Regions from separate parts of the Mus musculus genome. Here region 1 is linked to region 2. Evidence: chromatin contacts called from ENCODE Hi-C or POLR2A ChIA-PET data. All regions are on one chromosome and are shown on one strand. Each heading gives the region's core, a stretch centred on a gene start or an enhancer-like site at or near the end of the contact. The rest is flanking DNA. Distances are from core to core; before and after follow the strand shown.

Region 1 (6,423 bases), core at 3,352-5,851, 35 kb after region 2:
CATGACACAAAGGCTTTCACACCCATACTTGGGCAGTGACTTCTCTTTGGTGGCCCTAGAGGCTTGGAGAAGAAGGCATAGGCTCCCATGTCTCTAACTACAATCTATGCTCCATGGATAGAGAACCGGAATGTGCAGCTAGGCTTGTGGGCAAAGAGAATCAGGTGTATAATGGATGACACCGGTCGGGCTGCATTTCTGCCTCGCTGTGATGCTGGGGCACTGCTGGTATCCTGCTCAGGGAAGGCACAGCACAGTCCAAGACAGCTGGTGAGAAACAGTGTGGGGCTGGGACAGATGCTGTGGTTCTCAATCTCCTGTGTACCCAGACGCTGCTGGAGCTGAGAACGGGGATCCATGAACCCGAGGTTCCTCTATGTGCCAGGCAGGAAGGGATGGCTGAGCCTGGGACAGGGGTGCAATCCAGTTTGGTTCCAAGACAGCGCTGAAAGTATGGAGGGGCTGGAAGAGAGGCCCCCGGGAGATTTAGGTGAGGCTCTTTAGACGAAGGCCTTGATGAAGGAGACAGTCCTTGCTTGTCCAGTCTGCTTTATTTATGGCGGATGTGAATGAATATGTCTTACTCAAGGTAAACCAGGGATTGAAAGCCTTTTGCAGGAAGGGATGCCCAGGAAGGGAAGCTAAACACTCAGAGCCTATCTGGATACCTCATTAGCACGGAGAACTTAAGGCCGGGACGGGTTGTCCTGGTCATTTCAGTGGGGTGTCATGGTTACATGTTTCAGGGCAGGTGGAGCCTGACCAGGAGCTGGTTCCAATGCCTGCTTTCTCAATTGTGAGATTTCCAAGGTTTTTTGAAACCACTTCAACCTTACTGGTTCTTCTGTCTGGTGGCACGCGGTCCACTTGTCCCACAGACACCAAGTCCCCTTAGAGCTGGAGATGACTCCAGGCACCAGTGTCTTCTAGATAAGATTGGTCACAACAGGTTCCCACATCAAGAGCACAAAAGGGTTTTTTTTTTTAAATTAAAAATTTATGTATCCATGTTCTTTGTCTTTACATATGTCTGTACACCACATTATATGCCTGGCGCCCTCAGAAGCTAGAAGAAGAGACTAGAAGGCATCGGGTTCCTCTGGAACTGGAGGTTTAGGGGGTTGTGAGTTGTTGCATGGGTGCTGGGAATCGAATCTGGGTCCTTTGGAAGAGCAATAGTGGCTCTTAACCACTGACCCATCTCTCTAGCCTAAGATCTTGTTTTAAAACACACACACACAGAGAGAGAGAGAGAGACAGAGAGAGACAAAGAGACAGAGAGAGAGACAGAGAGCTGGAGGTGAGGGTGGGGTAATCTTGGGCAATGTAGTATAAAATAGCTAGGTATAAAATATCTGTTATCTGTAATATTTCAAGCAGCTGGGTGCTAGGCACAGTGTTTAAATGTCTTATAGATATGCAGTGTGTGTGGGGGGTATTGTCTTTTTTTTTTTTTGAGACAGGGTTTCATGTGTAGCTCTGACTGTCCTGCAGTTCACTCTGTAGACCAGGCTGGTGTAAAAGTCACAGCTATCCTCCTGCCTCTGCCTCCCAAGTGCTGGGATGAAAAGTATGAGCCAAGAAATACCTTTTGACTCCCAAAACAATCTAGGCTATTGCTGTTGCCCTTGGCTGCCTCCCAGAACTTGAAGGTATGACTCTGTTGCTGAAGACACCACACACTTTGGGCATAGAACTTGGAAGAATGGAGCTGGAGCTGACCTGGAAGCCTCTCTGAGGACTGGCCCTCACAGTAAGGTGCCATGCAAGCTGCCAGAGGAGACAAGCAATCAGTAGTGCTGCCCATCTGTAAAGCCTACAGATCACCACAACACCCAACAGGACAGGACATGGTACAGCAGAGGAAATGTTATCATCAGCGTAACCAACAATGTCTGATTAGACTCGAGGTCTATGGGATGGTAGGGAATGCGTCCCTGGTACATAGGCAGATGACCGTGGCACAGACCCTAGAGGAGGACACAATGTTGCCATTTTCCTCAACCATTCTAATTCTGTCTTTTAAATACTTAGCTTTACATCCACAGATTAAATGTAGCTCTCGTGCCTTTTCAAAGAAACTTCCTTTTTGCAACAATCTAGAGGCTGTTACAGGGATCCACAACTGATCAAAAGGCAAAGTAAAACTAACTACAGGGTAACATCTACCACACTACTGCTCTACCTAAGGCTCAGGAAGCCGGAAGAAGGAACAGGATGACTGTAAGAGCCAGAGGTCTTCAAAGCTGTGATGTAGTGTCTTCTTCTTCTTCTTCTTCTTCTTCTTCTTCTTCTTCTTCTTCTTCTTCTTCTTCTTCTTCTTCTTCTTCTTCTTCTTCTTCTTCCTCTTCCTCTTCCTCTTCCTCTTCCTCTTCCTCTTCCTCTTCCTCTTCCTCTTCCTCTTCTTCTTCTTCTTCTTCTTCTTGATTTGCCTATTTTATGTATATGAGATACTATAGCTGTTTTCAGACACACCAGAAGAGGCCATCAGATCCCATTACAGATGGTTGTGAGCCACCATGTGGTTGCTAAGAATTGAACTCAACCTCTGGAAGAACAGTCAGTGCTCTTAACCACTGAGCCATCTCTCCAGCCCTACTTAATGTCTTCTAGACATGGTCCTGCCACAAAATCTTAATAGGATTGCTTAAACAAGGCCTGCAAATAATCACACCAGGTAACATGCTGTGCAGATGGGGAAATTTCATAAGGCCCCATCTCTAAAGTTAGCAGTTAGTGGCTTCAGAGAGAGAGAGAGAGAGAGAGAGAGAGAGAGAGAGAGAGAGAGAGAGGTTGATTATGAGGTTTCTCTAGGGAAACCTCATTCTGCTGACATTACCCATTCCCAGATGGTTACATGTTCATAAGGGAAATATGAAACGGACTTAGTGAAGGGAGGGGAGCTTGGAGGTGGCTCAGAACACCCCCAGGCACCAAAGGAGAGTTATTACCCCAGAAGATCAAATTGGTGGAGGGTGGGGAGCTGCCTGTGGATGGGACAAAGGCAGCAGCAGGTGTCTCTGAAGGACAGTTTTTAAGGAGAAAAAGGGGAAGTCTGTACTCAGATGAGTTGGTGAATCCTGACTGGACAGTTAGCCAGTGCAGCCAAATCATGAATTTTGATGGCTGGACCTTGGTGTTCAGTCTCAGAAATGAGTCAGAGGCCAGTTAGGGGAGCCGACCTTGCGGGGCTAGCTTTAGTAATGATCTAAGGATTTAGCCAGGAGAGGGAAGGGGAAAGGGTAAAAGCTGCTGGTACCATGTATGTCGTGCCTGGGCCTGTTGGAGCCCTTCAGGTAGCTTCTGTCTCTGTCTGTTTCTGTGTGTGCAACAGTAGCAATTATAGAAGACAGGATGGAAATGATGGAAATGTTCATGTGTGAAATTCTCATCAAAACAAGTGTTCAAAGCAAAACAAAACAACCAACCAAATAAAGAAATGCTACCTACTGCCTATGTATGTTTGAGACAGGGTCTCTCACTGTAGCCCAGGATATCCTTGAACTTGTAAACCTCCTTGTCTCAGCCTCCCCAGTGGCTGTGGGTACAAGCATGAGTTAGTACACCCTGCTCAGGTATGTACGTGACCTCACGGACACTTGCCTACTGCCCCTAGGGTAGGGGACAATATCTGCTTGGAGACAGATGCCCTATCGTTCCCCTATGTAGCTTCGAATGCTCTGGCTTTCCTATCTCTGGCATCCTTCTGTGACTTGGCACACATGCTTGCTTCTCTCCCTTGCTCAGGGCTGACTTCAGTATGGGAGAGAGGCCTGAATACTTTTTGATCTCCAAGCTTCCTTACAGCAGTAGGTGACAGGAGATGTGGTAGTGTTTTGTTTGTCTTCTTGTTGTTGTTGTTTTGTTTTGTAGGGTTTTTGAGACCTGGTTTCTCTGTGTAGCCCCTGGATGTCCTGGAACTTGCTCCGAGTTGGCCTCAAACTCAACAGACATCCTCCTGCCTCTGCCTCCCTAGTGCTGGGATTAAAGGCTGCACCACTGCAGTCTGTCAGCAGTGGTGGTTTGATGGCTTCATTTTTTTGACAGGATCTCAGGAAGTCCAAAGTGGACTCAGTAGCCAATTTCTAACCCTCTTGCCTCTACTTCCTAAATGCTAGGATTACAGGTATGCACCACCGTGCTCTGCTTCTGTGGGTAAGAAATCCAGGGCACTCAGGATAGGCAAACAGCTCCTGAGTCTTGTGTTAAACCCCTTCTTTCTCCAGGCTACCATATAACCAAAGGATATACCGGTTCCGCTCTCCATTTTAAAGCTCCAGTGCAGGACCAAAGACTGGGCGAACAGCAGGCGCTCAGTCCGTATGCACATGTGTGCAGATGGCAAAGCTAGTGTGTGTGTGTGTGTGTGTGTGTGTGTGTGTGTGTGTGTGTGTGTGTTTGTGTGTGTGTGTGTGTGTGTGTTGGGGAGGCTCTCGGTTGTCTCCCAGAAACCCCTGGCAAAACTAAGGCGCAGGATCTTGGCAGGCTGAGAGGCTAGCTAGGCTGCATCAGCGCTGGGAGTGTCCAAGTAGGGAGCGGCTGGTAGGCGGTCAAGGTCAGTTCCAGGGCAGCGGGAGGGGCGGGGCTCGGGGGCGGGGCTCGGGGCGGGGCTGCGACCCGGAGACAGTGATGGGCACGCCCCGACACGGGGCCTCAGCGCCGGAAGACGCGAGGACCAAGGACCGCTACAGGTGAGGTCACTGGGGATCCTTGTTCCCTCGCGCGGCGTGGGGTACACTAGGGGCATGACAGGGGCCGCGGAATTAGGAGGGGGCCGTTGCCTAGGATACTTAACGCCGGTCCGGAGGACCAGGTTCCTCGGGATTCATTGCTCCTCAATGTCCGCTAAATCTGTCCGGGAAGAACTTGGGGTCTTGGGAGGGGGAAGCAGGACGCGCAGGGGTAGCGGGGCAGGCGTGGCCTTGATCTTGGGAGGGTCTCAGACAGAAGGACTGAGGTGTCTGAGTGCAGCGGGAGACCCTTAGGAATCTCAGAGAAAGTGAGTAGGGTTACCCAGGGGTGCATTGGAGGCCTGCTTCACCCCGCCCCCCTGTGAAATAGGGGTTCTGTTAGAAAAAGCGAGACCAGCAATGACTGAATCCCCTTCTCTTCTCTCTCTCTCTCCCTCTCTCTCTTTCTCTCCTCCCCCTCTCTCTTTCCCTTTCCCACTCTCCCTCTCTCTTACTCTTTCTTCCTCCCTCCTCCCCCTCTTCCCAGGCACCCTGTTCTTTCCAAGACCACACACTCCACACATCCCCATAGCTCACTAAGATAATTTTGACCCTGGGATTTAGGGGTGTGGGGGGGGAATGCTCAGCTGTCTTAAGAGCTGAGGCCCCCGGGGGAGGACAGGTGTAGTTTGGAAAGAAACTTCCAGATCTCCCCACTCAGCACCTATGAACCAAGGCTAGCATCAGCTTCTAACATGAGCCTGTGTCCCCTGCCAACACACCCCAAGTGCTCAGCCACACTCTCAAGGGACTGCATGTCAACACTGGCCTAAGTCACCTCCTGTTCACTAGAGCTGGGCCTATCAAGTACTGTACAGCCAGTGGGCCTTGTCTGGAGGGAGATGCAGGTTGGCAATGGCCAGGGATGGGCAGGTCACTTGGGGTGTGTGTGTGTGTGTGTGTGTGTGTGTGTGTGTGTGTCTGAGTGCAGGAGTGTCTATGCCAAAGTGAGTGCTTCTTTTCCTTCTCCTCTTCATTCTATCAGCCAGTCCCTTTTAGCATGGGGTGTTTTTCAACGGTATATCTAGGGGTGCATTCCTCAGCAGCTGTCCCTAGAGTGCTCACTCTCAGCCTGGTCTTTGGTGTCCAAAGAGGGGAGCCATCGCCTCCCTTCCCCAGTGGAAGAGGGGACAGATATCATAGCCTATTGAGTCACACTTCAGGAGCCTCTTCTGCCTCGAGGCCACAGTGGAGATGTGGCTACCCTGTGTGTCAATGTTGAAATTTTCCTTCCTGAGAAGCCTGGATGACTCAAAAGGCTGGGTGGTGATTTTTGTGGCGGAGACAGCAGGGTGGCTTCACTTTGGCCTGGGTGCACAGGGTTCCTGTTGTGTGTTGTCTGAAGCTTGACCTCTGAACAGCTATGGCAGAAATGTGTTCCACTAGATTCCTGAAGGTCTCTTTACACCGGGTTCAGGCTGCCTGTCTGGCAGAGAGGACGGTTGATAGGCAAGTTCAAGTGTGAACCACCACATTGTGTATGTGTTTGTACGTTTTGGGAGATGGGGCAATTGGTAAATTACTTAGAAATAAAGTTTTTTTTTTTTTTACCTGGGATGGGCAGGGAGACGGGATGGGGCTTCATGTAGCCCTTCGCAGCCTCAAACTTACCATGGGCCCAAAAATGGCCTTGAACTTCTGATTCTCCTGCCTCCACCTCTCTAATACTGGGATTACAAGTGTGCACTACCAC
Region 2 (6,548 bases), core at 3,261-5,760:
AGGCCATTCTTCATAATGAGACCTTGTCTTTGTGTGTGTGTGTGTGTGTGTGTGTGTGTGTGTGTGTGTGTGTGTGCGCGCACGCGTGCGTGTGTGTGTGTGTGTATATATATATATATGTATATATATATATATACATATATATATATATTCTCTGATGTCTACTATTAAGATTATCAATTTTTTTTCTCCTATTGTGCTTTTTAACTCTATGGTTGGAAGGACTGAATTAGACAGAGTCAGGCTGACCCCATGACAGGCTGCAAACTAGCAATTTGGTAGACTAGGCCTGTTTCTGTTTCTCAGAGCTAGAATAGTCCAAAGCTAGTCAATTCCAGGAAAAGCCACCCCTCACGAGGAGCCAATCAGGAAGCTGCCCCACCACAACCTTTCAGGCAGCCAATCAGGAGCTGTAGAAGCTGCCCCACTACCTAGCTTGAGCCAAGTATAACTAAAGTATATCAGCAAAAGTCCCCCAAGTCCCACAGAGCCTTAACCAATCACAAAAGCATCCATACCCCGGAGATAGAGCCCACGAAAGGAAAGAAGGTAAAAGTGTCTCACTCCTACCCTAACAGGCTTTAAAATCGACCCTGTAAAGTCTACACCACTGTCTTCCATCCCGGAGTATGGTGGACCCCTGCATGCAGGTTCTCTGCAGAATAAATGCTCTTTGCTGTTGCATACTGTTTGAGTCTGGGGTATCATTCTTCGTGAATCACAGACCCTTACGTGGTTTCTAGTCCTTCTAATAACTTCCATATCTTTCCTTAGATAATATTTTCTTTCAACTGAAAACGTTTTTTGAGACAGTGTTTCATGCATTTCACTCTGCCCTCAACTTTTTATGTAACCTTTAACAATATTTTTTAAAAGGTTTGAGGCTTGTTTTAAAATTTTTATGTATGGGTTGCTGGAAAGATAGCAGTTAAGAGCATGACTGCTCTTCCAGAGGTCCTGAGTTCAATTCCCAGCAGCCATATGGTGGCTCACTACCATCTGTAATGGGATCCAATGCCCTCTTCTGGTGTGTCTGAAGACAGCTACAGTGTACTCATATACATTAAATAAATAAAATCTTTAAAAAAATTTTTAAAATGTGTGTGCGTTTTTGCCTATGTGTACTATCTGTGCACCACGTTCATGGCTGGTGCTGCCAGAGACCAGAAGAGGGTGTTGCGTCCCCTGGAACTGAAGTTACAGATGGTTGTGAGCTGCCTTATGGGTACTGGGAATTGAACCTCTTGAAAGAGTAGCAGCACTCAAAACTACTGAGCCATCTCTCAAGCTCCCAAAGATTGATTTGTTTGTTTGATTTTTGAGACAGGGTTTTCTCTGTGTAGCCTTAGCTGTCCTGGAACTCACTCTGTAGACCAGGCACCACCACTGCACAGCTCCAGAAATTGATTTTTAACTATGTGTATTTGTATATGTGTGTGGGTGTGTGCACTTGAGTACAGGTGCAGGTAGAGAGGCCAGGAGAGGGCCTTGGATCTCCTGGGGCAGTTGTGAACCACCCAACAGGGAACCGGAGTGGGATCTTCTAAAAGTACAAGACCATCTCTCCAGCCCCAATAAAAGCTTTAATTGCGTGTATCGGAGTGTGGCTATGTGACATGAATACAGTCCTGGGGTTGGAGTGATAGGATGATGTACCCGATGCTTGGGATGGATCTTAGGTCTTCTGTTATACAATCTTAACCATTAGGCATTGCTCCAGCCCCTGCTGTGCTTAATCTTTAAGCCAGGGGCTTTGAACAATGTAACTTTAAAAACCACAAAAATCACACACTCACCCACACTCGTGATACCTGAATACCACCCTCCCTCTTGAGAAGCCCATACTCATGTGCTAGACTCTGTACTCTCCTTTTCCAAAAAGTAACAAATCCCCACTACCTATCTTCCCAAACCTAAGTCTAAAGCAGTGTTTCTCAAACCTGTGGTCAGGACCCCTCTGGGAGCCAAACAACCCTTTCACAGGGACCACCTAAGATCATCAGAATATCAGATATTTACATTACCCGGAACAGTGAAATTACAGCTAGGAATTGGCAATGAAAATAATTGTATGCCGGGCAGTAGTGGCACATGCCTTTAATCCCAGCACTTGGGAGGCAGAGGCAGGCAGATTTCTGAGTTCGAGGCCAGCCTGGGCTACAGAGTGAGTTCCAGGACAGCCAGGGCTACACAGAGAAACTCTGTCTCAAAAAACAAAAACAAAACAAAAACAAAACTGAAAATAATTTTATGGTTGAGGGGGAGTCCCAGGTTGCCACAGCCTGAGGAACTGTATTAAAGAGTCGAAGCCTTAGGCCGGTTGAGAACCTTTCGGAAGCTTGTACCTCTTCTTAGGTCTGTTTAATAAACTGGCTAACTTCACGTCACTCTGATTCTTCTGAGCTGCAGGCAAATGCCTGTCTTTACTTGAATGGGATGGGGAAAGGAGCCCCTTGGGCTGCTCGTGCAGGGCTGGACTGCATCTCTTCTTGGCACTCACAAGCCAAGCTGCCCTCAGAGTTCAGAGGTTCTCCTGCCTCTGCCCCCCGAGGGCTGGAATGTAGCTGTATTCTGATACACCTTGCTGCATTGTTTTTTTGATTTTTAAAATGACCTTAGTCAGTTTGTGTCTATGAACATTTTACTTACATATATGTGTGTTGTGTGTTCTAAGAAGCCTTGAAGGTCAGAAAAGGGTGCTGGATCCCGTGGGACTGGAGTTACAGATGCTTGTGAGCAGCCATGTGGGTGCTGGGATTGAACTCATTCTTAGGGGAGATGTCACATGTACTTTTTAGCTTGGTGACCTCATGACTGAGACCTCACCAGACCCTCCTGTAGCTTTAGACCCATTTTTATGAAATGCCTGGTATCAAACTCTGGAAGTTGGAACCAACACTGGCTAACTAAGTCGCACTCACTTGCTTTCCTTCTTAGTTCACAGGAACCATTCCTTTGCCAGCCCTGGCATTTGCAGAGACTGCCCTCCCCACCCCACTTTCTGTGGTTCTGGAACTTGAACTCAGGTTGTCAGTCTTGATCTTTGAGCAGTGTGACTGCTAATCTTGGTTGTCAAGTTGATCACATCTGGAATTAACTAAGATGAAAGCAGCTGGTCACACCTGTGAGGGATTTTTCTTGATCGGATCATATGAAGTGGGAAGACCCACCCTAAATCTGGGCCACACTCTCGAGTGGCAGCCCACATAAAAGGACATGGAAGGAGGAGGCGTTTGCTTTTTTGCCTGCTTGCCCTCACTCTCCCTGGCAAGTTCATCTGTTCTGTTGTTGAGGCATCCCTCCATTGATATTAGGACCTACTTCTTTGGGATTCCAACTTCGACTGAAGACTACTGGCTATGTAGTAGTTCCCTAGATTCTCAGCATCAGATTGGGACTGCTGAGCCTATCAGTCTGGTATGGTCTGAACCATTACCCAACTCTTGGCCTTCCCATTGGGAAACAACCAATTGTTGGACTACTCAGACCACAGCCTGTAAGCCACTCTAATAAATCCTCTTAACGATATATTGGGGTTAGAGAGATGGCTGAGCAGTGAAGAGCACTGGATGGTCTTCCAGAGGACTTGGGTTCAATTCCCAGCAGAGATATGCTCACTAGAATCTCACCATGGTCTATAACTCCCGTTCCAGGAGATCTGACACCCTTTTGGTCTCTGCAGGCAACAAACATGTACATAGTACAGACATTCATGCAAACAAAACACTTGTAAATATTTTTTAAGTTGCACATGTATAATTATTCTATCTCTGTTCCTTATTTATTCGTTTGTTTAAGACAGGGTATCGCCGTGTAACTCTGGCTGGCCTGGAACTCAGAGATCCATAGACATTAGCTTCCCAAGGGCTGGCATTAAAGGCGTGCATCACAATGCGGGGCCAGTTGTGGTTCCTCTGAGAGCCCTGGCTAAAACAGTAGGCAAACCTACCTTGACCTGATGGATGAGCTATTTTGCAAGCCCCAGTTAACTGATTTGTTCAGTGGAGCTATTAATACGTACTGAGGGTTAAACCAGATGAAGGATCCCAAGCAGTCAGGGTACTGCCCAAAACTGCTCATTAAACTCTTGTTGCTTTTATTTAGAAAGCTGAAAAATAGAAACGCTATCCCAAGGCGGGGAAAACAACTTAAAACGATGACTAGGTGACATCCACCTAGGTTGAGGTCTCCAAAGTCAATTCTACTGTCCTAGACTCTACTGATATCTGGCAGCCTCCGCTTCTGATGTCCGGCGCGCGTCTGAAAACATACTGGGATCGGAAGCCCCAGGCTGCTTAAGTAGCTGCTTAAGTTGGGGACAGAAGCCCAGGCCGCCTGACAGACGCTGCCACGTCTTACCCCGCTTGAGAGCCTCCACAGAGCGGGCGGAGCCTCACCCCGAGCGTACGTCACTCCTTAGGCCCGCCTCTCCGCGGCCAGAGTGGCTGTTAGGGCGGTACCCACAGCCCGGACGGCGTGACGCGTCGAGGGGGCGGGGCACGTGCGTGCCCGGAAGTCTCAGGGAGGGGCGTGACGTACATCCGGCGCGTAGCTGGCGGACCCGGGGACTGCTGGTCTGTGTGCTCTGAGGGAGGGTCGCGCCGCCAGCCACCGCCGGAGGAGCCCCTCGGGCCGTGAGTCGGGGCCCCAGCGGAGGAGGTGGCGGTGGGGCAGCGGGCCCGGGACGGGCCACAGCGAAGGCCGGGGCGCGGGGCCGCCGCGGAGGGGCTGGGTGGGGGTGCAGTGACACGCAGGCGGTTCCGCGGGCCGGCTCTGGGCGGGGACGGGCTGCGGGGTGGCGTGGCGGCGGTCGGGGTTTTTTTTGGGGGAGGAGACGGCTTCGTGGCCTCCATAGCGGAGGAGTCTGGTTCCTCGGTGAGGATAGCTGGAGCCCTGGCACTCATCCTTGCGTTCTGCAGATCGTGGCCCTCGAGTAGCGAGTGGGCGCTCGAGCCCCACGTTCAGCCTCTGGGTATCCGATGCCCTGTCTGGAACCCATGGTCTCTCCCTCCACCAACACCCCACTCCCATCCACCCTTTTTATTTTTCCTGTGCATGGAAAAATTCCCTCTTGGGCGATTATCGTAGATGAATGTTTTCTTCGTCATTTTTACCCAGGTGAGAATGGTACCGACCAATGGTACCATTGGTAGTCGTACCCTTTCTCAGTATCCTCCCTCACTGGGTGTTTCTTCAGTACCTGGGCACTGTCCGCTCAGGTTGAGAAGGGAGGGTTAGGGGGGAATTGTCAGGAAGCTGATCTTTGACATTCACCTTGCAGCTACGTAGACTTTCTTAGTTAATAGCCAGCTGCCTTCTATCCCAGATTCACCCGGAGTGAATATGTTTGAGAGTACGTTTTTTATTGCTTGATGGTCTTTCTGGCACTTGTTTGTTCCCATCTTGATATTTGCACGGTTTTTACTTAAGGTTCATGAATTGTGTTGTTGGTTTTAATATTCTTAACATTCCATAGATGATAGAGTAGACGAAGAATAGAAAATAGTGTGTTCTTAAGATTATCGTCTGTGTAGGTGGTAGGTTAAGGAAGAAAGTTACCTTTTACCCTTTTGGAAGTCTTATGATTGGAATTTAATATTAGCAGGAAAAGGGCTTTGGTTTTAGGTGAGAGGCTTTTCTTCTTAAATACCTTATTTTTATTTGATGTGAATTGTTGTTTTACCTCCATGTGTGCCTGTGTGAGATCCCCTAGAGATGAAGTTACAGTTCTGAGCCGCATGTGGGTGCTGGGGCTTGAACCCAGGGCCTCTGGGAGAGCAGTTGGTACTCTGAACCTCTGATCCGTCTCTCCTGGCTTTTGGAACTGATGCTTTTGACCGCACAGTCTTGAACAGGACAGGGAGCCTAAAGAGTGTCCTCGTCTTCATCTTGGCTTGCTAGAGTTGGTGGGAGGATGAGATGAAGGTATTTGTGCTGGTGCTGTATAAATTCTAAGGTTGCTGGTGGATGAATTGGTTCAGATCCCGAGATCTCAAGGACAGTGTCAGCAAGGCCATTTCTTCAGCTTTGGGCAGCAGTACAGCCCAACTCTGGGCTCTGAGAGGAGTACTACTTTTTTTTTTTTTTAAGATTTATGTATTTATTTTATGTATATGAGTACACTGTAACTGTTAGACACACCAGGAGAGGGCATCGGATCCCATTACAGATGGTTGTGAGCCATCATGTGGTTGCTGGGAATTGAACTCTGGAAGAGCAGTCAGTGCTCTTACCCACTGAGCCATCTCTCCAGTCCCAGTACTACTTTTTAACATCACTGAAGAATTCATTCTAATACTTTTCCTTATCATTTTGGTAGGAAGGCTTTTAAAACAAGAACTGGGAAGGAAAATAAATTGGAAAATGAAAGTAAGTCAGTTACGTTACCACTTAAAAAAATCCTCTAAAGTATCACATTTGTAGAATTAACCAGGCTGAGAATATTTGCTTTCCTTTTCTTTGTTTTTGTTTTTGTTTTTGTTTTTTGTTTGTTTGTTTGTTTTGTTTTGTTTTCCTTTGAAACAGAGTGTCACTATGTAGCCTACTTT

Evidence for each region. Hi-C counts contacts between places; a loop is a spot of excess contacts on that map. ChIA-PET counts read pairs that join two places held with the same protein, here RNA polymerase II (POLR2A).
Region 1: a map of gastrocnemius shows a loop between it and region 2 (8-fold over the local background). The contact joins the promoter of Aifm2 here to the promoter of 1700022H01Rik in region 2. A Hi-C loop is called at or near these places in 2 of 37 maps with a recorded cell type or tissue (gastrocnemius and heart). POLR2A ChIA-PET finds 5 or more read pairs at or near these places in 2 of 5 experiments (Patski and embryonic stem cell).

The regions. Positions count from the first base shown.
Region 1 is chr10:61,710,662-61,717,084 of GRCm38, forward strand. It overlaps Aifm2 (apoptosis-inducing factor, mitochondrion-associated 2), which reads left to right and starts at 4,602. Exons shown (of 10, transcript NM_001284300.1): 1 at 4,602-4,691.
Region 2 is chr10:61,675,780-61,682,327 of GRCm38, forward strand. 1700022H01Rik (RIKEN cDNA 1700022H01 gene) reads right to left here and starts at 4,511. Exons shown (of 2, transcript NR_126477.1): 1 at 4,360-4,511. Sar1a (secretion associated Ras related GTPase 1A) reads left to right here and starts at 4,506. Exons shown (of 7, transcript NM_009120.3): 1 at 4,506-4,634.